2 separate regions of the Homo sapiens genome follow, and region 2 is linked to region 1. Evidence: chromatin loops called from intact Hi-C (ENCODE). Cell type or tissue: heart left ventricle. All regions are shown on one strand. Links, peaks and the distances in the headings refer to the core of each region. The heading gives the core; the rest is flanking DNA. Region 1 has its middle 47 kb from the start of NRAL. Region 2 has its middle 16 kb from the start of NRAL.

Region 1 (8,339 bases), core at 309-8,308:
CTCATCTTAGAAAATAGTCTCAGACAGTTGCAAGATCAGCCTCATAAACAGAAACAATTGCAGTAACAATTCCAAACAGTGGTACTCACCTCCCAATTCTGCTTTTTTGTTAGTCTTTCCATTTCTGTGCATGTCACAAACGGACCCTAGTCGTTCATGCCAGAAACCAAGGAATCATCCTAACACCATCTTCTCTGTAACCACTTCTACCCATATTCATGAAACCATCAAGTCCTTTTGTTTCCATCTACCAAATACTCCTAGGGTCTTATGCTTCTCCCAAATTTCACAAGCACCACCCTAGTCAAAGCCATCATCCTTCTGTGACCTGCCTACAGCAATAAACACCTAGCTGGTATTTTGCATGAACTCTTCATCACCTCCATGTATTGTCTACACAGAAGACCTAGTGTCTTTAAAGACATGGGTTATAGTGTGTCCTTCCCCCTTTGCTCTCACTCCACTCACTTATTTCAGTTCTTTCCACATGATCATCCTCTTTCCTGCCATGGGACCTTTGCAAATACTGTTTCCTCTCTCTAGAACTTTCTGTCCTTTTCATCATCTGGCTAATTGTTCACTCACTTCTAAGGCTCCGGTTAAGTGTTATTTCCTTGGCCCCTCAAACTAAACTGAATCCTGTCATGCTCTTACAAATTTACCCGTTGATTTGTCAGCTTCACTTGTTTTACCTGATAAATATATAGTCATTTTTACAATTGTTTAATATCTGTCATCTCAACCAAAGTATGAGTTCCAAGAGGACAGGGACTGCATCTGAACCAACACAAGTGTGGACTGGCACTTGGTAATGTCTTTGATGGAGGAGGAGCTCAGGCTGCCGTAACAAATTACCATAGACCGGGCAGCTTAAACAACAGGAATTTTTCTCACAATTCTAGAGGCTGGAAATTCCATATTAAAATCCAGCAGGGTCAGTTTCTAGAGGGCTCTCTTCCTAGCTTTCAAACAGCCACCTTCTTGCTATATTCTCATATGGCCTTTCCTTGGTACATGTGTGTGGAAAAAGAGAGAAAGATCTCTCCCTCTTCTTTAGGACACCACTTCTATCATATTAGGGGCCCATTATGACTTCATATAACCTTAATTACCTCTTAAAAGCCCTATCTCCAAATACAGTCACATTGGGGGTTAAGGCTTCAACCTATGAACTGGGGATGGGGGACACATTTCAGTCCATAGCAGAGTCCAATAATATTTCTTAAAAATATGAATATAAAGCACAATCACTAATGAAAAATGACTTGCCTTACATTGACAGTTGTCTATTGTAGTTGGGTTTCATGAATACGGAAGAATTAATTTATTGAAACTTTGTATTCAATCATAATTATCTTAATAAACATTTTGTGTTTATTTTTAATTTTTCCTTTTCTGTCATCATTTCCCAGGTAATAGTGTGGTGTTGGCATCTGGATATGTATGTGGCAAAATAAAAGAGAAAACGTTTTTCAAAAGTTTATCAGAATTTAGGGGAAGTTTGAAAGTTAAGTTTCTTTGGCCACTTGAAGACAGTTTAATTCTAAAGTCCTTTTAATTCTGGTTGTGAACCTTACTTCCTCGTTGTGATGGCTAATTTTATGTGTCAACTTGACTGGGTTAAGGGGTGCCTGGGTAGCTGGTAAAACATTATTTCTGGGTATGTCTGTGAGAGTGTTTCCAGAAGAGATTAGCATTTGAATCAGTAGACTGAGCAAAGAAGATTCACCCTTACCAATATGCGCTGGCATTGTCCCATCTCTTGAGGGCCCAGATAGAAGAAAAAGATGGAGGAAGGATGAATTCCCTCTCTCTCTTTGAGCTGAAACATCCATCTTCTCCTGCCCTTGGACATCAAACTCCTGGTTATGGGGCCTTCAAACTCACACAAGTGCCTCCCATTCCCCATCCCTCAGTGACATCTTAGGACTCAGAATTAATTACAGCACTGGCTTTCCTTGTTTTCCAGCTTGCAGATGGCATATCACGGGTCTTCTGGGTCTGCATAATTTCATGAGCCAATTCCCATCATATATATATATATACACACACTATACATATATCCTACTGGTTTTGTTTCTCTAGAAAGCCCTACCTAATGCACTAGGCAAATCATTGGTAGGGAAATAATCCTGGCTCATTGGAAGTGCAACAGGAATGATAAGTCTGACAGATCATCCCATTGTTCATGCTTAGTGTCTATCCTAAAAGAAATACAATAAGAACCTCCACAAAAACTTTGACTGTACTTTGATACTCGCATTTATTTTCCAGAGTGAATACTTCCTCTGGGTTTATTTCCAGAGGCTGCTTCTTTTTGGGGGGAGGGGGAGGGGCGGTGCAGGTGTAGGGGTAAAGGACATCTACTAATTGTGGCTTCATTCCAACTAAAGAAATTCCTCACATCTATTAATGACAAACTGCAATACTGTTGCTGGACTAGAAAATTATCTGTTAGAGTCAGTACAGCTACCAGGGTTATTAAGGAGCACATTTGTTTTTTTTCCCCCTGAGTCAGTGCCCAAAAGACATTTTATGTAGCCTCAGCTATTTTGAGTACAGTTACACAACTGGCTTGAACTTATTTTGGCAAAATCTTAGTGTGTGTGTCATGGGCAATAAAAAATTCCTGGAAAATATGTGTTTTCATACAAAGTACCATTACTTACACTTTCTGGAAATTAATTTCGTGTAAATCACAATGAATGTTTGATCTATAGTCTCATATAGCTAGTTGACTCTGACCAGAGACTAAGTGGCTATATGAAGAGAAGTTGGTCCAGAGAGATGTCTCAAGGGCTTGCCTGAGGTAGTAGTTGAAGCTGTGAGCCACAAAAGGCATGCCTGTCAAGGGCTGGCCTCACAGCCTAGTTTGCATTCCATCTTTTGGTGTAGTACTTTGTCAGAATGTAGCAAGTAGAGAAATTCTGTTGTGCATACATTTTATGGCTCTCAGTGGTTAGGATCTGAACTTGGTAGACATTTCACAGGGCACAAGATGGTAAAAGATCCATAAGGAGAGCCTGGGTGGTAAGGGTCAGAGCTCTGAGTTCTAGACCTATGTTTGCTGCTGAGTGACTTGGAGGTAGTCTGCCGCTTACAGGCTCTGCGACCGTGGGCAAGCCATTTGACCTCCTCTCTCTCTCTCCATTTTCTCATCTCTAATAGGAATAATATGAGTGCCTGCTTTGTAGCGTTGTTTGAAGATTAAATGAGTTGATGCACAGAAAACACTGAGGATAATACCTGACGTGTAGTTGGCACTCGATGTTCGTTGCTTACCTCTTTTTCTGTTTTTTATTTTTTTAATTTATTACATGATTATCCCACTAACTTGCCTCCAATGATTGTGGTTAAGTATAAACTACTAATCCTGCCCTGAGAAATGTCTCATTTGATGAGACAATGGTTAGAAATGGTCATTTGATGCAATAGTTTATAACATAAGTGAGCAAGGAACTATTTTCAAATATGAAAACTTTTGGGCCATGTATTTCAACTCCTTCCTCCATTTTTTAAAATTCTCCTCTAGATGCTTACAAGGGGGTTAGTACCCCTTGTTTAGGCTCTCTCCTCAAAACTCCCTTCCACTCCAACTCCCTAGTTTTCTTTAACTTTCTCCCCCTTAGGAAAGTGAAAGAATAAGAGCTCCAGCTAGAGACGCTTGATTGAAATAGCACGGGCACACGGCAGCCTCCTCTGCAGGGCTTTGCCAGCGAGCCCCGCCCCGCCTGCAGATCCTGGGTATGCTACTGGGTACGGGAACCGACCCCTGACCGTGAGGCTCGGCATCGGGCCCTGGCTGTTCTGAAGATAAGGACGATCTCCCTCCGGGGTCCAGGCAGCACTGCCCGTCTTGCTATCCTTGGAGTCTGTGCCAAGTACATCAGGAAAATCTCTTTTTCATTGTTTGATTTTCCACGGGCTTTGAAAACGTTCCCATTTCATACAGCCAAGTCCAGAATTAAATTGGACTTCACTGATCTTTGCTGACAAAAAATTCCCATTCCACTTCCTGAGGCTCTTCCGCCTGGATTTGTTTATTGGCCTCATAGATGATGTTTCTGACGTGCGCCCAGAGCTCCTCACTCAGAGCCCCTTCACACACGAGCTGACCCTGCACACTGCTTTGTGATATAAATTATTCATCTGATTTCTTCAGCACTAGGCAGGCATGGCCGAGGAGAGCCTCGCTTTCCCAACGTGGAGTCATTGACGTTTTTCTGTTTTCCCGCGAGGTGGTTAGGGAATGATTAAAATGGACTTGAAGAGTCAATTTCTGTTGGGATTGTGGCTCGGCAGTCAGCAATCTGCTAGGGTGGTCTGAGGGCCAGTCATTACGGAAACACTGCCAAAGCTGTGTCTTCATACTTCTCTCTTTCCTTCCTACCACCCTGCCGTACCTAGAGAGGGAGAATGGCAATGATGTGAGCATTTTATGTTTAAAAACAACAGCAACAACAAACTCAACCCCCCAAATCCCCTGAGCTTGCTTTCAATTCCCCTCCCCCTCCTTATCGCCCACGCCACCATCAACAGTGACACCTAGTGGTCAAATATAAATTAGTCCCTTTATTCTGAATTGACTAGCTTTCTACAGAAAATAAAATTTCCTGTAGAAGCAAATAAAGACTGAGCTTTACTCCTTCCATGAACATAGAGAAAGATGGATTATTCATAATGAGAAGCTAAAATATATTACTTGGGAGAAGAGGCAAGTGCATTTTTTTTCTTAAGAACATATTGGAGCTTTGTATCTTAAAAAATAGTTTCTATAGACGAGTGCTTGGTTTTCCTTTCTTTAATGATGGCCACTTTAATTTTATTATAATTTTAAAAGTTAACAGCTGTTCATCAATGTTTTAAGTTTCAACACCTATAATTGTTATGTTTAAAGTATTTAAAAATGTATGATAGTACAAATCAGTCATTTGCATAATCCGTCTCAAATTCTTGGAACCACATTTACTGGCAAAAAATGGTTTCCACTTTAGTGATGTAGTCTCCAGAAACAGGTGAAAATTTTTATTTTAAGAATTTTTTTTTCGGTAAGTGAGGAAGCAAAAACATTTATATTTTTAATGAAATCTTTTAGTGGTTAAAAAAGAAAAACCTTGAATCTTCTTTTAATTTTTAAATAATTATAGAGTCACAAGAAATTACAAAATAGTACAGAAAAGCCCTGTGTACCCTTCACCCAGTTTCCCACAATGGTAACATCTTACATAACTGTGATACAACGTCAAAACCAGGAAATTGACATTGGTACAATTTGTGGAATTTATGTAGATTTCACCCGTTTACTTGTATGCATTTGTATGTGTGCATAGTTCTATGCAATTTATCACGTGTAGATGCATGAACCACCACTACAAACAAGGTAAAAAATTGGTTCATCGCCACAAAGATACCTTCTGCTACCCCTTTATAATATTGAAATATATGCTTGAGCCCAGGCACCTTGTCTGCGGCAGAAAGAAGGCATGTATATGTCATCATCGTCACACACATTTACTGAACTCTATGGGTCTGCCTTGTGTTAATTGCTTATGCAGTAGATACTACTTATTTTTTTAACAACTACATTAATTTAAAAGGACAACAGGGGAGAATTAATAAAAGAAGAATGATAACTCATCTAATGTCTTGCCCTTTAACACAGTGGTCCCCAACCTTTTTGGCACCAGGGATTGGTTTCATGGAAAACAATTCTTCCATGGATGGGGGAGATGGTTTGGGATGAAACTGTTTCACCTCAGATCATCAGGCATTATTAGTTAGATTCTCACAGGAGCGCACAACCTAGATCCCTCGCATGCGCAGTTCACAATAGGGTTCGCGCTCCTGTGAGAATCCAATGCCGCTGCAGATCTGACAGGAGGCGGAGCTCAGGTGGTAAAGCTCACTTACCTGCCGCTCACCTCCTGCTGTGCGGTCTACTTCCTAACGGGACGGTCCGCAGCTCCGAGGCTGGGGACCCCTGCTCTAACACACCAGATAGAGTTTTTTCCAACTCTGTTTTGTATTTGATACAGATTTAAATCAACAAATATTATTGGGCACTGAGCTGGGTGATGAAGGAATTACAGGTGCTGACAAAGTGCACTGCTCAGCACCAATCCTCAGATCTCAAGGTCCGGTCTTCTTCTGGGAACCTCAGACAGCCAAGGCCAGGCTCACTCTCTAGAGTCCCAAGGACAGGACCAGTTCCAGTTGAGAGGCTTGGCACAAGTCACTTCCGCTCTTTTCAACCCTCCTTGCTAGGTTTTTCTTAGACAATTTACTTCTTCAATACTTGAATATCTGAAAAGTCACACCATATTGGGTAATACAGATTATCAATGTGATTTGAATTAGCTACTCCGAAGTAAGGAAAACTGAAAGGCAGTTTAATGATTGTTTTCATCTGTCCAAGCAGGCAATCTGACAGGAGGAGATACCTAGAAGAACATTGGACTGGGAGTCAGAGATGTGCCCTAGTGTTGACTTTGGCACGAACTCACTTGTGATATGATGTGAACTTTGAGTGTCTTAGGTTTCCCATATGAAGAAAAAGAGGCTCAGCAGATGGCCAAGTCCTTTTCAGTGTTATCTTTATAAAGCAAGTGTTAAAAAGTTTCTTTATGGTATCAGCTTCTAAATATTGGGTAGGTGATAAAAGTTAATTAGAAATGCTCCACATGACTTAAAATAGACTTCTGTCTCAAAATGAATGCTTTAGAACTATGTATTCTTATAAATGTGCCCTGTAAGGTCTACATAAGACTTTCCTCTGGAAGTCACTCTCAATCTTGAACGTCTAATGAAATGTATTTATTAGTAAATGATGTGCTAATACATGGTATCATTCTAATGCAACGTGTCTGTTGAGCAGAAATCTCACTCGTGAGGAAATTGTGATGCTAAATTCCTGATGTAAATATGTCTCTTTCCAGCTGTGTGATCTTGGCAAGTCAGTTGGCCTTCTTGGGTCTTATGTGTCCTCCTAAGTTTGCTATCTAAATACAGAAATTTTCTTAGATATCATTCAGGAAATTTCTAGAGAAAACTGAAAATACAGGAAAACACTTTGTAGTCAAGGGCAAGTGAGACACTACGCCAATAGTATATATGTATATATTAGGAAAAAACCTTCAGATATATGGTTTGTTCTACATGCAAAAGAGAAATAGTCTTTCACAACTTTGAAATGGTGGTTCTCCCTCACATAGGATCTCAGGGCCATTGTTCACTGGGTAAGGCTCTACTCAGCCTACCCTGGTCCCTTCACAGGAAAGCCTGCATTGATTACCCACTGGCTATGCTGCACAGCCAGCTGTGGTCCCCGCTTCCTCCACCTCACTTCCAGGCTCCCGATAGAGAGGAGTCCCAGGCATTCCCGCCTGAGCCATACCTCCTGTCAGATCTGTGGCAGCATTAGATTCTCATAGGAGCACGAACCCTGTTGTGAACTGCACATGGGAGGGATATAGGTTGCAAGCTTTTTGTGAGAATCTAACTAATGCCCGATGACCTGAGGTGGAACCGTTTCATCCCAAAACCATCCCCCCAACATCTGTGGAAAAATTGGCTTCCAGGAAACCAGTCCCTGGTGCCAAAAAGGCTGGGGACTGCTGCTGTACAGGTCTCCATGATGTCCTGAGGTGCATAATTTGAAATAATTATTTCAATGTGCTAAATCTACTAAAATTTAGCACTTACTTTTAAGTAGTAATACTGGCAGTACCCTACTTTTGGACATAATGCATTTCCAAAAACGTGCTTGAAATTTAAGTGTGTAAAGATGGAATAAAAGACTCCATGTTTTAAGAATGGGGAATGTCCATTTCCAGAGTTAAACATTTTAATTGATTCTATGATTAGTTCATTCAGTCAGTCAATATATGTTAAATGAGCACATGCTATGTGCCAGGTACTATGCTAGGTATTGGGGAAATTGCAGGGAACAAAACATGTAAAAACCCCTGCCTTCATGGACTTACTTACATTCTGGGGATGAATGGAGGAAACAGAAATAGACAAAATAAAAGAGAAGTGTGTTTAGGCTCTGCACAATGGCTCATGGGACCTGTAATCCCAATGCTTTGGGAGGCTAAGGCAGGAGGACCCCTTGAGGTCAGGAGTTCCAGACTCCATCTCTATAATTTTTTTTTTTTTTTTTTTTTTTGTAATTAGCCAGGTGTGGTGGCGCTCGCCTGTAGTCCCAGCTACTCAGTAAGCTGAAGCGTGAGGATCATTTGAGCCCAGGAGTTCGAGGCTGCAGTGAGCTGTGATTGTGCCACTGTACCTCAGCCTGGGTGACAGAGAAAGACCTTGTCCAAAAAAAAAAAAAAAAAAAG
Region 2 (8,339 bases), core at 251-8,250, 63 kb before region 1:
GTTCTTTGTAGCTTCTGGATATTAGCCCTTTGTCAGATGAATAGATTGCAAAAATTTTCTCCCATTCTGTAGGTTGCCTGTTTACTCTGATGATTGTTTCTTTTGCTGTGCAGAAGCTCTTTAGTTTAATTAGATCCCATTTGTCAATTTTGGCTTTTGTTCCCATTGCTTTTGGTGTTTTAGTCATGAAGTCTTTCCTCATGCCTATGTCCTGAATGGTATTGCCTAGGTTTTCTTGTAGGGTTTTTATGGTTTTAGGTCTTGTGTTTAAGTCTTTAATCCATCTTGAGTTAATTTTTGTATAAGGTGTAAGGAAGGGGTCCAGTTTCAGTTTTCTGCATATGGCTAGGCAGTTTTCCCAACACCATTTATTAAATAGGGAATCCTTTCCCCATTGCTTGTTTGTGTCAGGTTTGTCAAAGATCAGATGGTTGTAGATGTGTGGTGTTATTTCTGAGGGCTCTGTTCTGTTCCATTGGCCTGTATATCTGTTTTGGTACAAATACCATGCTGTTTTGGTTACTGCAGCCTTGTAGTATAGTTTGAAGTCAGGTAGCATGATGCCTCCAGCTTTGTTCTTTTTGCTTAGGATTGTCTTGGCTATGCAGGCTCTCTTTTTGGTTCCATATGAAATTTTAAGTAGTTTTTCCAATTCTGTGAAGAAAGTCAATGGTAGCTTGATGGGGATAGCATTGAATCTATAAATTACTTTAGGCAGTATGACCATTTTCACAATATTGATTCTTCCTATCTGTGAGCATGGAAATAAAACTTTGTCCATCTTTATCACTCTTATAGAATGACACCTACAAAGTCATTCCTCCTCTGTAGTGCCAGTCACACAATTGAGAGCAAATGCACCTAGAAGGGCAGTGAGGAAAGGGGATGAGAATGGGGGAAAAGCCAAAGAGTGGGGCCACAAGGCCCAGGCCATTAAATGGGGGCTGTGGTTGGTATGAGAAGATGGGGGCAGGAGGATGGTAACCACAGCAGAGAGGTGGCAGACCTAGGGGATTGGGAGGCTCAGAGAACACATTTCACAGATTGTTCTGGGAGGCTTAACTATGGTGATAGCCCTCCTGGCTGATCAGAATGTAATAACTTGGTAACTTCTAGTTTCAGGAAGGTATCATTCCACCGCAGAATTCCTACAGAAATTCCCACTCTCACCAGAGGGCTCATCAGGGAAGGAAGCTGGGATCTGTGCTTTGAGAACTCTTCAAGTTAAGATGTTGTCTGGGAATGTCCATGTCCCTCTGGAGAAAAAGGGCCCTGTTTCTCACGAAGCAATCATTCCTGGAGGCTGACTTGCTTTATCCATGCTCTATCAATCTGCCACCTTTTGGGAGAACTAAATCTAGTCCAAACATTTTTATAATGCTATTTGATAGTTTGAAACTGAGTCATATTTTATCAAACCTCCATTGTCATAGTTCCAACAGAGAGGTTGAAGAGCTGCCCTCTAAACACGAAGTTTTAAAAAACAATCTGTGTTCCTCATTAGCCACAGACTTTAAATTTTACTGTTGGAAACTTCTCAACTTAGAAAAATGTTAGGTGAAACAGCCTTAAATGTGGGCTTTCTCACGACTGTTAATATTTGATGTGCATACTGAGAAATACTCTTGCTACAGAGTTGGATTTGTGTCTCTGTTGTCCTCAAACCCCAAAACTTAAAGAACAATGAGAAGAAGACAAAGTGTGAACAAAAGATTTAGATGCTCTGAAAATCAGCTATACTTTATCAGGGTTTGGTACTGAAAACCCAGATTCTAAAGTCCGGGTGATGAAGCCTTTTCTGCATGCAGGATAATGGTTTCTGAATAGCAAATCGTCTCATACATAGGTCTCCCTGGTTGATTTCTGCATGGGTCTCAGAGATGACACGGCTTTCTCACTAAGGAGCATTCATTATTTTAGATGTGCCCTCATTTAGCAGTAAATCATCAACAGTAGAAGTGCAAAATTTGGAAATGGAGATTCAGCTGGAGAAAATGCTATGTTACTTCTCTCCTTTTGGAAATATTTTATGTCCTTCATCCCATCACTGCATTATACATTTAAATAAGGAATTCTCCTGTGTAAATTCCTGAACAGACACTACAACTTTATTTGTAATTTTGAAATTGGAAGATACCTTAATCCACCCTTCAACTTTACACATGAGAAAAACAAGACCAGCAGGAGACCAAGTGACTTACTCATGCTCATATGAAATAAATTGTTTAATTTAGGGGTTAACTCAACTTCTAAAGTGAAATAAAATGAACCAACCAAGCACCTGCTTTGTTTCCTATTGTGCACTGAGTGAAGGTTAAAATTCGAAGTTTAAACCTGAGCAGCAGCCCCTCTACTGCCCTCCCCAAACCTCCACTTCCAGACTAAGGGAAACTGGTCAGAAAATGTTCTTAAGAGCTTTCATTCATAGGATTGCATTCAGGCTTTTCCTTTTTGTGGCAATCAACAGTTATAATCAGCAAGTGGGTCACTGCTGGCCCTGATTACAGACAGGAACAGGCTTTATAAGTGTATGGTAACACCAGGCAGGCAGGACTGGCTGAGGTGGAACAGAAAAAGGAGCAACGGGAGGAGAAAGGTGCCATGGCCCCAGAACCTTGCTCTGAATTGTCAGCTGGAAAAGAACAGTGCCTGGGTGCAGTCACTCTTCCTTGAGCCTAAGATCATAGCTTTTCTTCTGGGATAGCCTGGCACTCCACAGACAAGCTGGTGATTCTGAGGGAAGTTTTGGTTCCTTTCTCTTGGAAAGAAGCCCCCTGAGCAGACTGTGAACGTATTTTGCGTGTTAATTATACCTATAGGACCTATTCGGTCTTCTATTGAAATTCGTGGTTTACTCTCTCTTCTCCAGCAGTCCACAGGCACCCAGCTGCAGAGTTCTCCCGAAGGACGACCTGTGTGTGCCTCCTCCAGGGCACGTCTGTGGCCAACCGGGCGCTCAGGAGCCTGTGGGGTGGAGTCCTTCTCCGTCCTCTTTGGCCCTCCCTCTGACACTCTCCGCAACCTTTGTTTTGGATTTTCCTCCCTGTAAGCTGTCGCTGTTTCCCGTGTCTCTGTCGCCATTCCCTCGGTGGCCGGTGCGCAGGGGATACCAACGCAGCCGTTGCCTGGGGACTGGGCCTTGTGCGGGGCCGGTGCTGCGGGCTGAGAGCGAGGCGGGCAGCCCCAACAGTGCGAGGACCGGCTGGAAAGGTTGAAGGAGACTCAGATTGCCAACGGGGCGGCTACTCTTGCTGCAAAGGGAACGAGGACCCGGGCTCTCCCGGCCTCACAGCTGCTCCCCTCCTGGGGATTGGCCCAGGCCTGCACGGCCTGAGCTGCAGACTGCCTGGAGCAGCTTCCGCCGATGGCCGGGACACGGCCTGCCCCTCCCCACAGCGGCGCTTCTGTCCACAGCAGCCGCCCAGCGCAGGCTCCCCCAAGGTTCCCCGGCAACCCCCACTACAATGCAGCGCTGTGGCCTGCGGCGGAGGCAGGAGGCCCGGTGGCGGGTGTTCTCTCTGGCCTGAGCTCTCAGATGGCGCCCATTTTGATGTGCTTGTCATTGTCAGAAAGGCCATTCACAAGCCGAGATACTTTCCTCAACGAGACAAAAACACAAGCGATGCTTGCCTTCCCTCCACTCGGAGGGCCAGGAGGGGTTCAGCGTTCTCACCTCTATCGCTGAGATTGGACACTAATAAGGGAGGATGACTGTCAGTTATTTGTTCCAGCTGGAAGCAGGGGTACAAAAACAAAATCACCTCTTAAAGTTTTTTTCTAGAACTGTATATGAATCTATTGGATTTGGGAACATATCCCATTTGTCCAAGCAAACGTGATAGCCACATACACACAAAGAACCCGAGAGATCATAAATAAAAAACCAAAACTCAAAAGCAACCGCTCAAATAAAATCTGCCCAATATCCCCGAAACTGCTGACCACTTTTATAATCTCCAATGCGGAGTGTTTCTCATGACTAGCAAAGGGAGGGCTTAGGGACGATGATTCAGAAATTGGCCTGAGCCAAATGTGGGTGTCAGTCTCTGGTGATATTTGATGCGCCTCAAGTAACCACAGGCAGAGGAGGAACAGAGCCTTCAAATGAGTTCTGGCTTGTGAAAATGACTCAACTTGTTTGGGGGGTGAACTTGAAAGTGTGCAGCCCAGATGTCAACTTTAAGATCTACTCTGCCTGACACAGCTGTGGTCTTCAAGTTGCCTTGGGATTGGGTGGAGCCACACCCACAGCTGCAGCCGAGCTGTGCTATTTGCAACTCCCCCAGGGCCAACTGCTGTGAAAAGAACAGTTTATTACAAAAAATAAAACAAAATGCCAGCTCATCTTTACAGTTTCACGGTCTGCCTTGGGGAAAGGAAAAGGAGTTTTAGTTTTCACCCCTTGTGCACCAAGTGTGCTGTCTGGGGCCCGTTTTGGAAAGATCTGGAAAATTCTCTACTGTGCTGTTGACTCACTGTCTGACCATGGGCCTGCCATTTAACTTGGCCAGCCACTGCTTCTCTGTTTGGGAAATGGAGAGAATGGCATTTGCCATCTACCACATGGTGATGTATAGAGTGCTTTGGCAACGAAGGTAGATCTGAATGAAATCTGTGATGCGTTATAATCATTTTCTTCAAACAAAGATAACTTCAATCATTGTTTCAAACAAAGATAACTGAGTTTGGGAAAATTGTTTGTCCTGACAGCCTTAAGAAGCTCATTCAAGTTGATTCAAGGGCAGGCTTTAAAAGAAAACAGTGTGTCTGAAAGACTATGAAATTGGAATATTGAGGCAAATATTAAAAGTTTTCCTACTCTAAATACAACACAGACAAAAGACAACAAAAATATCTTGTTATCAAATGAAACATCAAATTACTAGACTAAAGATAAAAAGTGCTTTCCCCATAATATTCAGCAGATAGGCTAAATGCTACTTATTTAGTGTTAGAAAAACAGACCCCTTGTCTATTATTTCTCAGTGCTTAATATATTGAGTTTGATCCTTTGAGCCTAGAAAAATGAGTTTGCACTATATATGTGTGTGTGTGTGTGTGTGTGTGTGTGTGTATGTGTATATATATATTAGAACCCAGCCTGTGAGTGGGTACGATAGTGTTTCTGTGGTACTTAAGCATCTGAAAGAAACATGAACTACATTGATCAACCAAATGTTTTGTCTACACAATACCAAGCATTAAGATATTTCACTTATATGTGGATTCTTGGTGTCATATAGATGAAACGCTTCAGAAGATAATTGAGATTTTTCCTTTTTGTTAAAATATTTATCATATATAGAAACAGTTGAAGTCTTCAAAGTTCAGAGGGAAGAAACAGAAGGACATAGAAGCAAATAAAAACAAGGATGGGGACACTGCTAGCTTTTATGGTGACACTGTCCTCTGGGTGCACAAGCAGAGGACACATTCGTATGAAGAAGAAAGCACCACTTCCTGATTACAGCAACTTCATGCCAAAGGCATGTGACTTGGCCATTGGAACATGGACTAAATTTTATCCTCCATTCTTTCCTCAGCTTGGAGCCTTTGTGCAGTGCACTAACCATACAACTGTACATACTGGCCCTGAAAAGCCACTGAAAGGAATAGGAGAAATGTTCAATAATAAGGTAGAAGTAGATGTGAAGAAGAGAGATAGAGGCTTGTCTTTGCTCACAGGCCTCCTCAGTGAATGTTCACAATCCAGAGGGCACTGTGTGTGTGTGTGTGTGTGTGTGTGTGTGTGTGTGTGTGTGTATACGAGCCACTTGTTTGTTGGTTGGCTTATTTTTGAGGTGAGAAAATACTATAAATTCTGGCCATATATTTACTGCCTTCTCTATTCGGTGCTGTGCCTGTCAAGTTTTCACTTCCTCTGAATTTTAACTCCCTGTCTCCCTCCCTATGCTATTCTCCCCTCCTGCAACACAAATGCCTTTTTAAATTTTTGCTAGTTTAATTAGTACATGCATTCATTTTGATTGATGAATTGATGTGGCTTATTTGTATGAAGACTCTCTTCCACTACCAGCGCTGTAATAGAAACGGCTTGCGTGGGGCGACACCTGCTCTGATGCTGCAGACATTCTGTTTGATGCGGAGAGGCCAGCCATTCGGCTGTGATTTTGTAGTCTCTGGGGAGATATTTTTTCATCACTGTTGGTGGAGTGGGAGGAGGCTGGTGGCGAATAAAGAGAGAGAGTGGTGTGAAACTGATGGCTGAGGAACAACATAGCTAAGGATTTAATGTTTATATCTTACTGGACTGATTTTGAAATAGTCATTGTTCACACCCTGGGCCCAGGAGGGAAGGAGACCTTGACATTCTGCCATCAGTAGTAAGGTATTGTGAATTAGTGCAGCCAGTTGAAACTTTCCAACACCTCTTGCCAAAGAATTAAGCTGAAATTAGTGCACAGTTGGTAACAATTTGATTTCTAGTTTCACTTTAATCAGTGAGGATTAATGGGTAAAATTTTTACTTCTAATCTCACTTTATCCTGACTAACAAAAGCTGTCACTTCCTTGAAAACTGCTAAATGAAGAGGGATTTATACGATCTTTCAGAGAATAAAAGCTAAAGTGCTAAGGCCCACTTTTCAGACCATAAAATTTTCAAATTGCCCTCATACCCTCTACATAATGCTTAGAGAGCTGACTGCTGCCTGATTCAGTAAGGTTTATTGCTGGAAAATGGTGGTGGAAAAACTTAAGAGCATTCCTAATGGCTTCAAAACTCCAGAAGAAATGCAACAATCTTCCTGGGGAAAATTAATTTTACAGAAGAAAAGAGGAAGTAGGATTCGAATTGCGAATACAGCATTGCCCATCTAGTACATATTTTAACTCCTTTTTCTTGTTTCCGTTGGCCACCTTAGCTAGCCCTTTGTATGACCCTTCCCTGACAATCAGTCCACAGCAACATTGTGAAACTGGTGGTCTGTCCCCACTCTACCAAGGTTTTCCCTGAATATCTTATGATCCATTTTTTATTAACTCTCACTCCCAAGAGGCCCTCACTCAAGATCTTTTTCCTTGGGGACAACCTCCTACTCCAGACTTTACTCTGTTTTCTTGTTCCACTTCCCACCAAAACCAATGTTGTTAGGAACCTTTATGCACTCATTTCTCACCTCCCTAATTTTAGTATCTTCAGGGTAGGAACACAGCACCTTGAGCTTGGAAGTCAAGGCTTGAGTAGGTATGATTGATGGAGATGTTGGGGAAGGCATTATTTGAACATCATGAGTTGTGAGACCGGGTGATCTTTCAAGTTCCTTCCATTTTCCAATTCTGTGAGTCCACAGCATCACCAGAAGGGAAACATGGCCTCCTCAACCCTTTCTCTAGTTTGATCAGAACCAAATATGAACCTTTACTCCAAGGCTTAATTATCTTCAGATAAATTTAATTCCCTAGCTACTGGGTTGCTCCCAAGATTATGCCGCAGAATGGACACCTCTTTTCATAATCAACTGGGAAATAGGAATGAATTCTCTAGTGCTCGGATGCAAGAACCATCAACCCTCACAATTCTTTGTTTTTCCCAGTCATATTCATTCTAAGTTTCCACTTAACAAAGCAGGTTCACTATCAGTTATTTAAGGGGTTCCTTCCCCCTCCAATGAATTATGTAAGAACCCTGGAATTTAGGTGGTGCCAAGAAAATTCGGAACACTGTGTTTCTAGCTCGTGGTGGCTTTAATCTTTGTAATAAGACTTCTGCTAAATGAAGTGCTGTTCAGCATTGGCACAGAGGGCTGTTTGGGTGAACCCATAGGGCACCCTGCCAGCCCTCAGAGTCATGATTCTTACCCTCATTTACCACACAGGCTGTCATTTGAGGAACTTGTCACAACCCTTTGTTTCCTATCTTGTTTTGGGAGGATACTTCTGTTCCCTTGGATTGGACCATGTCCAGTTCTCACCCTTAAGGCCTTTCCTTGTCTTAGTCAATTTAACTCCTCTGCTCTGTAATCCTTGGATTACAAAACAAGTTGTTTCTCCTTTCCAGGGACAAGAGGAGCTTCCCTATTGTTCTTAATTCTTAGGGCAGAGAAAAAGGCACAATCATATTAACTTGTAGCAGACGAGAAGGAATTGGGTAGATTAGTGAAATCCTTTATTCCTGCTGATTTTTTTTTCTTTTTAAGACGAGGTCTTGCTCTTTTATTCAGGCTGGAGTGCAGTGGTGTGAGCACAGCTCACTGCAGCCTCAAACTCCTGGGCTCAAGTGCTGCTCCTGCCTCAGCCTCCTGCAAAGCTGGAACTACAGGTAGGTGCCACCACACTCCACTTCCCTACTGAAATCTGTCAGTCATTTAGGGCTATGC

Evidence for each region. Peaks named below come from ENCODE experiments on the same cell type or tissue, not always from the same donor. Only the 100,000 strongest peaks of a DNase experiment are listed, where the experiment ranks them.
Region 2: it touches region 1 in a loop (5-fold over the local background); 4 of 110 quality-filtered maps call a loop at or near these places.

Annotation. Positions count from the first base shown.
Region 1 is chr2:176,550,105-176,558,443 of GRCh38, forward strand. No RefSeq gene overlaps it. Among named protein-coding and RNA genes, the nearest start is that of NRAL, 47 kb to the left of the region's middle. RefSeq lists an enhancer at 4,377-4,671 and a silencer at 5,757-6,051. In heart left ventricle, for the core only: a CTCF peak has its summit at 4,549 (motif pointing left); a DNase peak (open chromatin) is centred at 3,737; H3K4me3 peaks cover 1,150 bases; H3K27ac peaks cover 1,422 bases; H3K27me3 peaks cover 3,703 bases.
Region 2 is chr2:176,487,290-176,495,628 of GRCh38, forward strand. No RefSeq gene overlaps it. Among named protein-coding and RNA genes, the nearest start is that of NRAL, 16 kb to the right of the region's middle. In heart left ventricle, for the core only: no CTCF peak of the experiment used is centred there; DNase peaks (open chromatin) are centred at 2,962, 3,322, 4,242 and 7,802; H3K4me3 peaks cover 810 bases; H3K27ac peaks cover 4,013 bases; H3K27me3 peaks cover 681 bases.